2 separate regions of the Homo sapiens genome follow, and region 1 is linked to region 2. Evidence: chromatin loops called from intact Hi-C (ENCODE). Cell type or tissue: ascending aorta. All regions are shown on one strand. Each heading gives the region's core, and the rest is flanking DNA. Links, peaks and the distances in the headings are about the cores only.

What was found. Peaks named below come from ENCODE experiments on the same cell type or tissue, not always from the same donor. Only the 100,000 strongest peaks of a DNase experiment are listed, where the experiment ranks them.
Region 1: it touches region 2 in a loop (2.9-fold over the local background); 7 of 110 quality-filtered maps call a loop at or near these places.

What each region holds. Positions count from the first base shown.
Region 1 is chrX:71,300,391-71,303,244 of GRCh38, forward strand. It overlaps NONO (non-POU domain containing octamer binding), which reads left to right. Exons shown (of 12, transcript NM_007363.5): 12 at 1-778. It overlaps ITGB1BP2 (integrin subunit beta 1 binding protein 2), which reads left to right and starts at 1,360. Exons shown (of 11, transcript NM_012278.4): 1 at 1,360-1,480; 2 at 1,747-1,796; 3 at 1,887-1,943; 4 at 2,021-2,166. The coding sequence starts at 1,417. In ascending aorta, for the core only: no CTCF peak of the experiment used is centred there; a DNase peak (open chromatin) is centred at 1,151; H3K4me3 peaks cover 1,443 bases; H3K27ac peaks cover 1,756 bases.
Region 2 is chrX:71,360,881-71,363,795 of GRCh38, forward strand. LOC124905198 (a long non-coding RNA gene) reads left to right here. Exons shown (of 3, transcript XR_007068263.1): 3 at 525-953. Among named protein-coding and RNA genes, the nearest start is that of TAF1, 4.0 kb to the right of the region's middle. In ascending aorta, for the core only: no CTCF peak of the experiment used is centred there; no DNase peak of the experiment used is centred there.

The DNA of each region.
Region 1 (2,854 bases), core at 1-2,500, 61 kb before region 2:
TTTTTTTTTTTGTCCATCTTGTTTCATTTGCTTGCCCCGCCCCCGAGACGGAGTCTTACTCTGTCGCCCAGGCTGGAGTGTAGTGGCATGATCTCGGCTCACTGCAATCTCTGCCTCCCGGGTTCAAGCTTGTCCAGGTTGATCTTGAACTCCTGACCTCGTGATCTACCCACCTCGGCCTCCCAAAATGCTGGGATTACAGGGGTGAGCCACCGTGCCCAACCTCACTTGCTTCTTATCCTTACACTCCCCCAGCCCCAGAGAAACTGCCACATACACCACAAAAACCAAACATCCCCCAATGACCTTAGCCCCATTGCTCCATTCACTCCCAGGTGAGAATTCAGGCAAACGTCCACAAAGGTCACAGGCAGCGTACATACGGTTCTGTTATACCCCATATATTACCCCTTCATGTCCTAAAGAAGACATTTTCTCTTAGAGATTTTCATTTTAGTGTATCTTTAAAAAAAAATCTTGTGTTAACTTGCCTCCATCTTTTTCTTGGGTGAGGACACCCAGGAATGACCCTTTTGTGTCTATGATGTTGCTGTTCACAGCTTTTCTTGATAGGCCTAGTACAATCTTGGGAACAGGGTTACTGTATACTGAAGGTCTGACAGTAGCTCTTAGACTCGCCTATCTTAGGTAGTCATGCTGTGCATTTTTTTTTTCATTGGTGTACTGTGTTTGATTTGTCTCATATATTTGGAGTTTTTCTGAAAAATGGAGCAGTAATGCAGCATCAACCTATTAAAATACATTTTAAGCCTTTTAATTTTCTGTGGTGTTTTTGAAGGGGAAAGGAGGGAGGGGAGTTATCTTAGGAGATGAGCAGTAGACTCTATAAAGGTAATCCTTTATGACCTTTGGATTACAGTATTGATCTAGACAAACATGGGGAGGAGGTGGGGATGAGGTGCATCAAATGGCTGGAGGGGTTGGCAAGGATTAGCGCTATTGATACTACATGGAAGTAATGATGGAGGAAAGCTGCCCCTCTGAAAGAGGAAGAAAATGGGCTTAATCCTCATCGAGCTGGGGGCGCGGGGGGGGTCTCAAAATTGGTATTTGTTTCTTAGCAGCTGCTGCTGTGTCCAAGGCTTGGAATTGCTGTGGTGAATCTAAAACTGTCTCAGTAGTGGTGAGCTGACCTCACCCAAGTTCAAAGCCCTACTCTGCCTGATCCTTTTTTCCTGAGCCTCAGAGCTAAAATGCCCCCGAGCTCTTTCCTATTGGCTGGAAAGACGAATTGAAGTTCCCTTGCCCATGTTAGGAGGTGTACGCCTCCTGAACTAAAGATAGAAACAGCTGGCCCTTCCAGGCAGCTAAAAGCCTCCAGACTAAGAGGTGTTCCCCATTCGGCAGCCAGACTCCTTGAAATACCCTTTCAGTAATCATTCAACCAACGCTTCCATGTCTCTACTCTGTCGTAACAAAGGCTGTGGGCAGCACTTTGACCCTAATACCAACCTTCCTGGTGAGTAAAGAATCCTGACCTGGCCAGGGGCTCTGTGTGGGTGTTGGGGACTGGTCAGCTGGGGGGCAGTGTGTTTGAGGAGCGGGGAAAGAAACTACCTGCCCTAGTTTAATTGGTCTGAGTGATCTTACAGCCTTTGCTGGCTTTTTTTTTTTTCTTCACATTATATGGGAAGAAACCATAAATAGAAACCCGGGGAAGAGGTGAAAAATGATACTTGGTATAGTTATCTTCCCTTCCTTGATAACTTCTACTGATGTCCACAGATTCCTGTTGCCATCACCCTGGGGTCCCAATCTTCCATGATGCACTTAAGGTGAGGAGTAGGTGAGGGGGGTTAGCAAGAGCATTTCCCAGAAGAGATAATACCCAGGAAGCTAAGCTGATCTGGGTCTCTTGTTATCAGGGTTGGTCCTGCTGCCGAAAGCGAACTGTAGATTTCTCTGAGTTCTTAAACATCAAGGTAAATTATTTATGTACTTGGATTCTGCCCCCAATAGAAGGATTCTATCCCTAATCCTATCTCCTTATCTATACTAGGGCTGTACTATGGGACCACACTGTGCTGAGAAGCTTCCTGAGGCCCCTCAACCTGAAGGCCCTGCTACAAGCAGTTCACTTCAGGAGCAAAAACCTCTGAATGTGATTCCAAAGTCAGCAGAGACCTTGCGCCGGGAGAGGCCCAAGTAAAGAGGAGGAGGCCCCTGGACTTTTCTTATTTTCATGTAGCTTCCTAGGAGTGATTAATGGGTCATTGAGGACTGGGAACTAGGGACCAGGGATGTGAGGAGGGCCAGATGTCAGGGTTTGGATGGTGTATATCCTGTGCCTTAGGGGAAATTTGTGTCTGGAAATAACGCCCTTTCCTCTAAGGTGGTGTGGGATGATGGGATAGATACCTGAATCAACAGAGTAGATAGCCCCTCACAAATACATCCTTAGTGTATAACACAAAAGGGATTGTTGAGAATGACTTCTCTTTCTAGAAAAGAACTTTAAGATAAATCTCATATCAAGAAAAGGATGTATTGTATTATTGGCAGCCAGGAGACTTCCCAAATTTTGTGGGAATAATAAGAGCAACAGAAGGAAGTCATATTAGGTCCACGATTAGATAAAGAGGAAGAGGATATGACTCAGTTCTGCAGAGAAAAGTGGTTAGGTTTAGAGCAACTGAGTAGATGGGTAAGAGAAGTGCTGGGGATTTCTCTAGGGTTCAGGTATTTGGGATGTCCACAGAGATGAAAATTGGCAATGGGGTTGCTACCCAACCTCTCCAACTCTGCCTCACTTTCACCAGGCTTCTTTAATTCCATTACCATCGGTGGGAGTGTTGGAGCTAGCAATCATAGCTAATGGGTCAGAACTAAATCA
Region 2 (2,915 bases), core at 322-2,821:
CCATACTAGGGGCTGCAGTTGTAAAGATAAGACATCATTTAACGTGCTTTGCCTCTTCCAGTCATCTTAGCAAAATATCCTTCTGTTTGTTATAAAAATTGACTAATTCTGGCTGGTAATTGTGTAGCGCTGGTGCACTTGTAAGGAAAGAACCATGTATTTGTATTCAAACCCAGCTTTATTGAGGTATAATTTACATAACATAAAATCCACCCATTTCAAGTGTACAATTTAATAATTTTTAATACATTTACTTAGTTGTGCAGCCATCCCCAAGATCCAGTTTTAGAACATTTCTATCACCCCAAAAAGATGCCTCATTCAGTAAATCCCTGTTCCCACCTCTAGCCCTAGACAAACTAGTCTACTTTCTTTTACAGATGTCTTCTCTGGGTATTTCATATAAATGAAATAATATGACATATGGTCTTTTGTAACTTACTTACTTCATTTTGGATGTTTTCAATGCACATTCATTTTGTAGCATGCATTAGTACTTCATTTCTTTCTTTTTTTTTTTTTAGAGATGGGGTCTAGCTGTGTTGCCCAGGCTGAAGTCCAGTGGCTTTTCACAGGCACAGTCATACCACACTGAATCTTGAACTCCTGAGATCAAGCAATCCTCCTGCCTCAGCTTCCAAAGTAGCTGGAATTACAAGTGCTGGCCACTCTGCCTGGTTACAATTCTTTTTATTGCTGAATAATATTCCATTATGTGGATATCCTATACTTTGCTTATCTATTCATCAGTTGATGGACATTTGGGTTGTTTCTACTGTTTGGCTATTATTAACACTGCTGTGAACATGTACAAAGTTTCGTGTGGACATATGTTTTAATTCTCGTGGGTAGAAAACTATGAGTGAAATTGTTGGGTCACAAGGTAAATTTATGTAAAACCATTTTTTAAAAATTTTTTTGAGATGGAGTCTCACTCTGTTGCCCAGGCTGAAGTGCGGTGGCATGATCTCCACTCACTGCAACCTCTGCCTCCCGGGTTCAAGCTATTCTCCTTCCCTAGCCTTCCAAGTAACTGGAATTACAGGCATGTGCCACCACGCCCAGCTAATTTTTTTGCATTTTTAGTAGAGATGGGGTTTCACCATGTTGGTCAGGCTGGTCTTGAACTCCTGACCTCCAGTGATCCACCTGCCTTGGCCTCCCAAAGTGCTGGGATTAAAGGCGTGAGCCACTGTGCCCGGCCTATTTTTAAAAACATTTCTTTTTGAGATAGAGTCTTGCTTTGTTGCCCAGGCTGGAGTGCAGTGGCGTGATCTCGGTTCACTGCCAACCGCGATTCTCTTGCCTTAGCCTCCCGAGTCGCTGGGATTACAGGCGCCCGCCACCGCATCCAGCTAATTTTTCTATTTTTAGTAGAGATGGGGTTTCACCATGTTGGCCAGGCTGGTCCCAACTCCTGACTTCAGGTGATCTGCCCACCTGGGCCTCCCAAAGTGCTGGGATTACAGAAGTGAGCCATCGTGCCCAGCCTATTTTTATTTTTTAAAAAATTTTTATTTTACTTTCTGGACAGAACAGTGTGAATATATAAAACCATGTTTTGAATCAAGAATGGTATCTTTAGGTTAGGTGTGGTGGCTCATGCCTGTAATCCCAACACTTTGGGAGGCCAAGGCGGGAGGACTGCTTGAGCTCAGGAGCCCACCCTGGGCTACATAATGAGACCCTGTCTCTACCAAAAAAAAAAAAGAATATTATGTTATCTTTTATATTTATAGGACCTGAAGTCTCCTTCCACATCCTACAAGCCTCTACCTCTCATTGAATCTGCTTTTTCTCAAGCACAAGCATCCAAGAGACAATATGTTGTACTAAATAACTTTTTTTGAGGCAGAGTCTCGCTCTGTTGCCCAGGCTGGAGTGTGGTGGTGCGATCTCAGTTCACTGCCAACCTCCATCTCTTGGGTTCAAGCGATTCTCTTGCCTCAGCCTCCCGAGTCGCTGGGATTACAGGCGCCCACCACCGCATCCGGCTAATTTTTGTATTTTCAGTAGAGACGAGGTTTCACCATGTTGGCTAGGCTGGTCTCAAACTCCTGACTTCAGGTGATCTGCCCGCCTGGACCTCCCAAAGTGCTGGGATTACAGGAGTGAGCCACCGTGCCCAGCCTATTTTTATTTTTTAAAAACTTTTTATTTTACTGTTTGGACCGAACAATGTGAATATATGAAACCATGTTTTGAATCAAGAATGGTATCTTTCGGCTGGGAGCAGGCTGGGAGATAAAAAAAAAAGAATTGTATCTTTAGGTTAGGTGTGGTGGCTCATACCTGTAATCCCAACACTTTGGGAGGCCAAGGCGGGAGGATTGCTTGGGCTCAGGAGTTCAAGACCACCCTGGGCTACAATAGTGAGACCCTGTCTCTACAAAAAAAAAAAAGTTATCTTTTATATTTATAGGACCTGAAGTCTCCTTCCACATCCTACAAGCCTCTACCTTTATTCAGTCTGCTTTTCCTCAAGCACAAGCATCCAAGAGACAATATCGTACTAAATAACTTTTTTTTTTTTTTTTTTGAGACAGAGTCTCGCTCTGTTGCCCAGGCTGGAGTACAGTAGCGCGATCTCGGCTCACTGCAACCTCCACCTCCCGGGTTCAAGCGATTCTCCAGCCTCAGCCTCCCAAGTAGCTGGGGCTACAGATGTGCGCCACCGTGTTGGCTAATTTTTTTGTATTTTTAGTAAAGATACGGTTTCACCATGTTGGCCAGCTTGGTCTCAAACTCCTGACCTCAGGTGATCTGTCCGCCTCGGCCTCCCAAAGTGCTGGGATTACAGCCGTGAGCCACTGTGCGCGCTGCTACGTAACTATCATAAACTACATTAAAAAGCATTCCAAGCTGGGCGCGGTGGCTCACGCCTGTAATCCCAGCACTTTGGGAGGCCAAGGCGG